Linked DNA regions of Mus musculus: region 2 is linked to region 1. Evidence: chromatin loops called from intact Hi-C (ENCODE). Cell type or tissue: gastrocnemius. All regions are shown on one strand. Links, peaks and the distances in the headings refer to the core of each region. The heading gives the core; the rest is flanking DNA. Region 1 overlaps Hyou1 (hypoxia up-regulated 1). Region 2 holds the start of H2ax (H2A.X variant histone).

What was found. Peaks named below come from ENCODE experiments on the same cell type or tissue, not always from the same donor. Only the 100,000 strongest peaks of a DNase experiment are listed, where the experiment ranks them.
Region 2: a loop joins it to region 1, with 2.3 times the contacts of the local background. A loop is called at or near these places in 9 of 42 quality-filtered maps.

What each region holds. Positions count from the first base shown.
Region 1 is chr9:44,387,850-44,392,215 of GRCm38, reverse strand. It overlaps Hyou1 (hypoxia up-regulated 1), which reads right to left. Exons shown (of 26, transcript NM_021395.4): 17 at 4,343-4,366; 18 at 4,038-4,210; 19 at 3,851-3,938; 20 at 3,612-3,734; 21 at 3,291-3,424; 22 at 3,094-3,178; 23 at 2,745-2,985; 24 at 2,589-2,639; 25 at 1,330-1,380; 26 at 1-1,227. The coding sequence ends at 1,166. Among named protein-coding and RNA genes, the nearest start is that of Gm26306, 5.9 kb to the left of the region's middle. In gastrocnemius, for the core only: CTCF peaks have their summits at 555 (motif pointing right) and 2,685; DNase peaks (open chromatin) are centred at 567 and 2,714; H3K27ac peaks cover 163 bases.
Region 2 is chr9:44,332,422-44,336,797 of GRCm38, reverse strand. It overlaps Dpagt1 (dolichyl-phosphate (UDP-N-acetylglucosamine) acetylglucosaminephosphotransferase 1 (GlcNAc-1-P transferase)), which reads right to left. Exons shown (of 9, transcript NM_007875.3): 7 at 4,148-4,235; 8 at 3,827-3,982; 9 at 2,903-3,741. The coding sequence ends at 3,676. It overlaps H2ax (H2A.X variant histone), which reads right to left and starts at 2,083. Exons shown (of 1, transcript NM_010436.2): 1 at 721-2,083. The coding sequence starts at 2,036. The coding sequence ends at 1,605. It overlaps Hmbs (hydroxymethylbilane synthase), which reads left to right. Exons shown (of 14, transcript NM_001110251.1): 14 at 1-450. The coding sequence ends at 126. In gastrocnemius, for the core only: a CTCF peak has its summit at 1,666; DNase peaks (open chromatin) are centred at 1,747, 2,201, 2,681 and 3,621; H3K4me3 peaks cover 2,153 bases; H3K27ac peaks cover 1,671 bases.

The DNA.
Region 1 (4,366 bases), core at 367-4,366:
TGCCAATGTGGCACAAAAAAAAAAAAAAAAAAAAAAAAAAGGCGGGGTGGGGGGTGGAAAGTAGGGTGAGAGGGTGAGGTTGGGGTAGAAAAGACAAAACGACTGACATCAGGTTTGCTTTGCCCCTGCACTGGGGTGGCCCTAGCTCCGGCTACAGGTGCAATACTGGAGGACAGGCACTCTAGGCATGGTTATAGCAGGCAAGGGCCTCTCCTTCCTAGCGAAGTACACTGTCAAGTTGAACCCTGACCCCTCGTCTTTACCCACAAAGCTTGCCTGAGAGTGAGGTGGCATTTTTACATTCACTCCATGGTCTCTCCGTCCCCCAGGGTCTTGGGAAAGGGGCTCACAGTAGATAGCACATTTTTGGTCAGCCCAGGGGGAAGGAGGAAAGAGCATGAAGGGGTAGGTGTCACAGGAACTGGGGCTGACAAGGATGTCGAGTGCCTGCAGTATACTTGCATCCTTGCCAGCCACTCTCCGGACCTGTACTGTCCTGGGTCCAACAACCCATTCAGGGCTACAGGGCTTTCCCTTCTTGCCTGCTCCCCGCTTACTCCAGCCACCAGGGGTCGCATGAACCATGAGAGCATATTTACTCTATAGACAGTCCAGATGAAAGTCTTTGGGCAAGAAGACCATAGTCCTGTCTGCACAGGGAAGGAAAGGACAGAAGAGCCAAGGAGGAAGGACAAGGGAAGAGAAGACACAGAAGAGAAAAGAGGCACTCAGAAACCAAGTGGGACTGAGGCTCTGTAGACACTGGCCCAAACAGGACACTGATTTTGTGGAAGAGGAAAAGATGAAAGGATGCTGTGAAGACTGGCCACTTTCCAGTGACCCATAACATCCTTCCCACTACCAGGTCTCCAACAACTACTGGCAGCCATTCTCTCACTTACCCACAGGCAAAGAATTAAGACATAATAGTGATTTTTCCCAAACACAGGGCCAGAGAGTAGGAGACCAGAGGGTGGGGCTGGGGACAGAACTAGAGCCGGTTTCACCCATAGAGCTACTCTAGGACTGAGCAGCCACCTCCTGTCCCAGCTGAGAGAAGGAACTTGAGCCCCTGAGGGACCAACCCCCACTCCAACCCTGATGTATAATAAATAGAGGTGGTAGGAGAAGGGGCTGGAGCCAAGTCGGAAGGCAGGAGCTGGGGTTATAGTTCATCGTTCTTTGAAGGCCGCTTCTGTCCTGCTGACTGCTCTTCCTGTTCAGGTCCTGTTGGAGGGGGAGGGGAGGAGAATAGCAGTGTAAGGCTCAACAGCCTCTTCTTTCCCTCCAACCCTAACAAGCTGCCAATGCCCCAGGCTCCTCTCTTACCAGCTCCAGGACCTCCTAATTCCAGAGGCTCCGAGTCTGCTGGTTCCGTACCTGCATTTTAGAAGGAAAAGGCCAGTCACTAAACAAGTGAGACCTACAAATCCAGTGGTACACATAGAAGATGTGTGAGCCACATCTGGGGTGTCTCCCTTTTTTCTTTTTTAAATTTTTATTTAATGTTTATGGGTGTTGTGCTTGCACATATGCCTGTGCACTATATATGTGCCTTGGGAGGCCAGAATAGGGAATCAGGTCCTCTGGAACTGGAGTTACAGACAGTTGTGAGCCATCAGCTACAAGCTGAAAACAGAAACTGACTTCACTGAAGAGGAGCCGGAACTCTTAAGCATTGAGTCATCTCTCCAGACCTTTCTCCCACAAATTTTTACATTTCTCTGGTCTAGGGCTATAGAAAGAAACAGTCAGAAAGAAAAGAAAGAAAGAAAGAAAGAAAGAAAGAAAGAAAGAAAGAAAGAAAGAAAAGGAAGGAAGAAAGAAAAAAAGAATATATAAGCCAGGTGTGGTAGTGTATGCCTTTATACCAGCCCTTGAGAGGCAGAGTCAGGTGAATCTATTGAGTTCAAGGCCAGCCTGGTCTACAAAGCAAGTTCCAGGTCAATCAGGATTACACACAGAGAAGCCCTATCTCAAAAAACAAAAACAAAACAACAACAAAAAAGTATATGTTTTGCCCATGCATGTGGAGGCCAGAGGTTGATGCAGGGTTTCTTCCTCGTTGCTTGCTTGCTTTCTTCCCCGCCCCCCCCCCCGCCCCGAGACAGGGTTTCTCTGTATAGCCCCAGCTGTCCTGGAACTCACTTTGTAGACAAGACCTGCCTCTGCCTCCCAAGTGCTGGGATTAAAGGTGTGCGCCATCACACCCGGCTCGTTGCTTACTTTCTTATATATTTGGGGAAGGTCTCTCACTTGAATCTGGAGTTGGTACTTCATCTAGATAAGCTAACACACCTGCTTTAGCCACCTTTCTCTTCCACCTGGCATAGTAAATGGGCAGCCTGGCTGCATGGCATTTACAAGGGTGCTGGGGATCTCAACTCTTAGCCTCACACTGTGCAATTAAGCACTTACCACTGAGCCATCTCCCCAGCCTGTCTTTGCCCTTGTTTTTTTTCCAAAGAAAACGCAATGCTTCTAAAAACTAAAGGCCACCACATTCACCGACCTGAAATAGAGCATACTTGCCAATTTGCCTGCCCCTAGACTAATGAAATGTCTCATTCCCCAGGTCCCCAACTCACCAGTCTCTTCTTTGTCAGGTTCTAAAATGGGTTTCGCCTCTTCAGTCTGGCCTAGAGGGAAACCAAAAGTTAGATGCAGTCCTACGAGAGAGAGGCAGGTGGCGCTCTGACTGCTCACAGGACCAATCGTTGCTCCAGCCAAGCATCTCTCCTCACCTGCAGGTGGAATGACCTTCTCCTCTTGGTCACCAGCACTGGCATTGAGGGGAGGTTCTGCCCGGGTGCCATTCTTGTCTTTGGGCCGTGGCCGTGGCTTGGTAAACTTGGCCTTATTGAGTAGATACTGTACCTCCCGGTCCAGGGCCATCATTTTGGCCTCAATGTCTTTTGAAAGCAGCACAGGCTTCTCTGTGGCAGGAAGCTTGGCTTGTTCGGCCAGAGTTGCATTCTTCCAGGCCTGGGGATGAAGCCAGAAGACTCAGAACTAGCCCTGGATGTGGCAGCTTCACTCTCATCATCCCAGGGTACCAGCTAAAGTGTCCAGTTACAAATGACAAGAGCTTACCCAGGTGTCATTGATGACTTTCTCTAATGTCGTCATCTCCACTTCAGTGAAGACCTGGTCCATCTCCGGGATGAGCCGGGCACCCCTAGGAGCCAAAGAGGAAAAGATCAGCCTAGGGCAGATGAGAAGCTGGCAGAAAGGAGAACCATGGTCTCAGCAGGACTACACAAAGAAGGAAGGGAGCAAAGAACACTCACTTGAGGAAAATGCTGGAATGGTTGAGGAGATTATCCAGAGCTGAAAGCCGCTCTGGCCATTTCCTGCGTTCTTCCACCCGAAAAAACAGCCCTTGGCACAGCTTTCTCAGCTCAGCCAGCTTGTCCTTCAGCATCTGACGGACATGAGGAGGAAGAGGAGGGCTGAAGTGCAGCAGGAGCATCCTGGACCCAGCCCTGCATCTTGCTTCATCCTGACACCCCAGCTCTTCTCACTCTGGCCCTGGAAGCGGGGGTGGGATGAGGGGCTGGGGACACGGGCAGCACTCCCATCTGCCTGCCACATCTCAGAAGGCTCCTCACCACAGTGGTGGCTCCAAATCCCTCATCCTCCAGCCAGGTAGAAGTGGCGCTGAGTTTCCCCGAGATCTCCTCCCGCTGTTCCTCAGTGGACACTTCCTGGTACTCAGGCTGGTACAGCTTGTCCTGTCAAGGACACCAATCCATGCAGGCAGCAGTCTTTGGGGCAAGGGTCAGAGCCACATGTCCCTAAGTGGAAGCTCTGGGGAGGCAGGGCATGCTTGCTGCCCTTGCCTGCTCACCTGGGTCTCAAAGATGAAAGCCTCCAAGCTGTTGGCAGCTTTCTCCCTCTCCTGCTTCTCTAGGTCGCGCAGGGTCAGTTCTTCAAGTCTGTGGGATGAGAAGGTAGGAAGAGGTGAGGCTGGAACTGGGGGCCTTCCAGGATCACCTTTCCACACCCGGCTCATCTTCCACACGGCCAGCACTTACTTCTGCACAGAACGGGCCAGCTCATCCTCTGGCAAGTCAGGCAGGTCCAAGACAGCCAGCTCCACACCTATCTCCTCCACCATTTTCTGCTTCCGGGCAGGTTTCGGCTTTTTGTCCTCCTCAGGAGCTGGAGCAGCACCCTCAGGCCCTGCTTGCCCCTTCTCATTGGGCTTCTGGTAGAAAGAGCAGTGATGTAATAAGGAAAACCATTAGCTGTCTCCTCCTCTAAAGGCATGAAGGAAGCGGCTTGCTTCCCCTCAGTGTCAGCCCGTGGACTCTACCCTCTTCCCCTGCAGGCAGCTCACCTGGGCCTCAGGCTTGTCCCCACT
Region 2 (4,376 bases), core at 117-4,116, 55 kb after region 1:
CGTAACATTCCAAGAGGAGCCCAGCTAGCTGCTGAGAACCTGGGCATCAGCCTGGCCAGCTTGCTGCTCAACAAAGGAGCCAAGAACATCCTGGATGTTGCACGGCAGCTTAATGATGTGCGCTAACTGGTCTGTAGGGCACAGGAACCCTGGCTGCCACTCCACTGCCTACTTCTGGCTTCCAAGTGCCCTGTGCTCCATCCCTAGGGATGTGATTATCCCAGGAAATTGAACCACGGGGTTGTTGAGACTTCCACTTTGGAAGATATGCCTCACCTTGGGGCCTCCATATCTGCCTTTCCCTCAGTAGTTGGGGGCTTCATCTCTTTAGAGAAAGTCCATGCCAATCTTTGAATGTAACCAATACCACTAATAAACCAGTTTAGAATGTGGTTCTTCTGATAGAGTTGGGGAAGATATGAATAAACCCAAAGCCCTTTTAAACTTGAATTGAGTCTGAGACCTTTCTGTTGTAAAACACGCTGTGATTTGCCTCATGTTCTCAAAAAAAAAAAAAAAAAAAAAAAAAAAAAAAAATCAGCCTTCAATTCCTACAGCCTGTCTTCAGTCAACGGGATCTTCGTGGATTACATAGCCTTTCCCACTCCCACGGCCTGCAGAAAGGGAAGTCCCATTCTCTCCCAAGATGTGCCAGGCACATGGCTCTACCACGGAGCTATATGTCCAGCCCTGGGACTACAGCATTCAACATTAAACCACTTTTTTAAAAAAACAAAACCAAACGATCCTTTAATAAAATTAGCCCATTAAATCTCCCCACTTAAGGTTCTAAACTTGTAATAGCTGCAAAAGTTCCAGTTCAGAAGCCAGAGGCTCAGTCCAGACAGGGATTCACCGGCTTGTGCTGGTATCTAGGTGTTTGGGTTGTAGTTGAGTCGCTGGGGAAGAGGGGATGGATGGCTAGGCCCGGCTGCCAGTCGCCTGCGGCAGGTATAGAACTCTTGTCCACAGGCCGGTAAGCGTCTCTCTGACCCTTGCCGGGAGGTATTCCTAGAGAAACTGGGTTCACATTACAACCATTTTTGGCCCCGCCACACCACACTGGCCTACGAATGGCGACAGGGTCAACTGGTATGAGGCCAGCAACGGTGACACCGAAGGAAACAATGTGATCCATTTCTCCTCCTCTAAGCCCGGCAATCAAGTCACTTTTCAAAGGTCCAGGCGAGGGCTAAGCACCAAGCTGAAGCAAAGACGCCGGGGCTGTAGCTGCGGAGGGACTAACCTTCAAGCCCACCGCGGCCGGACGTCTGAGCGAGGGGCCGAGACTCCGGGAAGGCGCCGCAGCCTCTCCGCACGGAGCCGTCGTCCACAACCGAGAACGGCGAAGCGATGTCACGAGCTCCGGGATGGGCAGGTGCCGCGGCGCCCGCGTCCTCCGTGGCAGAACCGGAGGCCGTGCGGGGTAAGGGGAAGAGTGGCGCGAGGGCGGGGAGGGGAGAGGAGGGAAAGAGAAAGGATGGGGACGCGGCAAGCCGCCGCAGCCCGAAGTGGCTCAGCTCTTTCTGTGAGGGAGGTGGTGGCCCTTAAAAGGGCCTTTGTGGAGGTGTGGGGAGGGCTGGGCGGCCTCGGCGCGGGCCCCCTCAGTACTCCTGAGAGGCCTGCGAGGCCTTCTTGCCGACCGCCGGCGCCTTGGGCCCCACGGTGGCGCTGCTCTTCTTGGGCAGCAGCACGGCCTGGATGTTGGGCAGGACGCCGCCCTGCGCGATGGTCACGCCGCCCAGCAGCTTGTTGAGCTCCTCGTCGTTGCGGATGGCCAGCTGCAGGTGGCGCGGGATGATGCGCGTCTTCTTGTTGTCGCGGGCCGCGTTGCCCGCCAGCTCCAGGATCTCGGCAGTGAGGTACTCGAGCACCGCTGCCAGGTACACCGGCGCGCCTGCGCCCACGCGCTCGGCGTAGTGGCCTTTCCGCAGCAGCCGGTGTACGCGGCCTACAGGGAACTGAAGGCCGGCGCGTGAAGAGCGCGACTTGGCCTTGGCGCGGGCCTTGCCGCCGGTCTTGCCGCGTCCGGACATAGTGTACGAGGTAGAAGAGCTGCGAACAACGCTGAGAGACCACGAACTACCAACCGCCGCAGTCAACGGTCGCCTGGCCGGCCAAGCCCGGCCTTATAAACTCCCTGGACACGCCCCCGCTTCCTCCTGATTGGTTCCTTTTTTAATACCCACCTCTGGTTGGTTGCAATTAACCCTTCGGTGACGCGCCTTAGCTGAGAGAACGCGCCCAGTGATTGGTCCAATTTGAAAACCTTTTACCCGGGGAAGAAGACAAGGCGGAGTGGCCGCAAGCCGGAGGCTGCTCACCCCTGGAAATGGCCAATCCGTGTAGAGCGCGCGAAATTTAAACGCTACGGCGCGACAACAAAACCTGAAGACTAGAAGGGTGGAGCTTGGAGCTACCTCTACAGTTTCTGGGAAATTTGAGTCGGTCTTTGGTCTTAAAGGAAAAGGGTCTACACTATAAGCAGCGTTCTCCTTCCAGGTTAGAGCACTTCCCACTCCCTCCTCTAATCTGGTAGACGGAGGGTTTATTTGTTCATTATTATTTTTAGGTTTGTTTGTTTGTTTTTCGAGACAGGGTTTCTCTGTGTAGCCCTGGCTGTCCTGGAACTCACTCTGTAGACCAGGCTGGCCTTGAATTCAGAGATCCGCCTGCCTCTGCCTCCCAAGCCTGAGGATTAAAGGCGTGCGCCACCACCATCTGGCTTTTGTTTGTTTGAGACAGGGTTTCTCTGAGTAGCCCTGCCTGTCCTGGAACTCAGAGATCAGCCTGCCTCTGCCTCCCTAGTGCAGATTAAAGGGAGGGAGGGTTTAAAAGAAACGAAATGAAACCTCCTAGGAGTTTAATCCTATGCCAGAAAATGGAGCACTGTGATCTTTTATGCTATCACAAGTTTGTGCTGCGATATTTATTCAACATGTTCTGTCTGGTCTTAGTTTGTGACAGGCCTTTTTTGCAAGAAAGGGTCTGATGGAACAGAGATCGGTATCCTATTGGGAAAGGTACCCGGTCTAACCCTTCCAATCTATCCTAAAATGCCTATATAAAAAATAAATATACCAGACTTGGCATATAGTTCAGTGGTAGAGCAGTTAAGTATAAGGAAGCCCCGGTGTTCACTCCTGAAGCACCACGAAGGTTAAAAAGGACAGAGGGAGGGGATGCTACACTAGAGGAACAAGTAAAAGGCAGTCCTTTATTGTCACCGTTCTGAGCACATGGCCCTGCCTCTACGCTTCCCAATCACAACACTTCATTTGATAGTCAAATGTGAGGTCACCTTGGAGTATGTAGCCCTAACTCTAGCCCTAGCCCAGGTTCTCTCTCAAGGCTCAGGTGAATTCCTTTAGAGTTAGCGCTCTGAAAGCTGAGCTACGAATATTTGCATAATAGAGGCTACAAGCCCACCTGGTGAGGCTGCAGATGGGACAGAAAGGGAGGGCAAGGCAAGATGAAAGCCCTAGGCAAAGTCCAACTAGCGGACTTCAAGTCCAGCAAGGTGTCCATCCAGGATATCAGTAGTCACAGATGGCAGAAGCTGAGAACAAAAGTGTCAGCGAGGCCTGGACCAGAGGGTCATCTCGGACCAGACAGAGGCTGGTCCTGGCTGAGGTCCAATGGAGACTGTGAGGTAAAGGGCAGCTGTCAGGGAGCTCAGACATCATAGAAGAGTCGGACGAGTTGGTAACGAATGGAGAAGGTGGCGGCGCTGCTTAGGACCTGGGAGAAGTGGACTGGAATTAGAAGCAAGGCCAACCAGAGATGTAAACGCCATGGCATTACTAAGCCCCACCCTGAGCTGTACCTGCAGGAGCAGCAGGAGCAGGGTGAGGTTTCTCTCATGTATAGGCCCAAAGACTTTAAGTAGCAAGTTGATGAGGGTCATGTTGTTACACTCAGTGAAGGCACCGTCCTCACTCTCACCTTGGTGAACTGTCACTAACCGGAGGTTCTCTGCTACCTGCAGGGACCAGAGGTGAAGATGACTTCAGTTATGCAGATCTACTTCACGAATAGGGATCTTCTTGATGTTCCCAAACTCCCCTTGGGCCTGAAAAGGCCTAGGTTTCTCTTTTCCCAAGTTAAGGATGGCGGCCTCGGGCCTTACCTCCTGTTACCTTGTTACCTTTAAAATAAAGGTGCCCAGGAAAGAGAGGTTCTTGGTCTTGAACTTGGAATAGCTCATTTCCAGTTTGCCTGTCTTTGCGTTGAGTCTGCAATGGGAAGATAATTTCATTTGACTGAATCAGAGACCTCTGCACCCTGGTTACTAAGAAGAGTACTGAGGCCGGGCGTGATGGCGCACACCTTTGATCCCAGCACTCAGGAGGCAGAGGCAGGCGGATTTCTGAGTT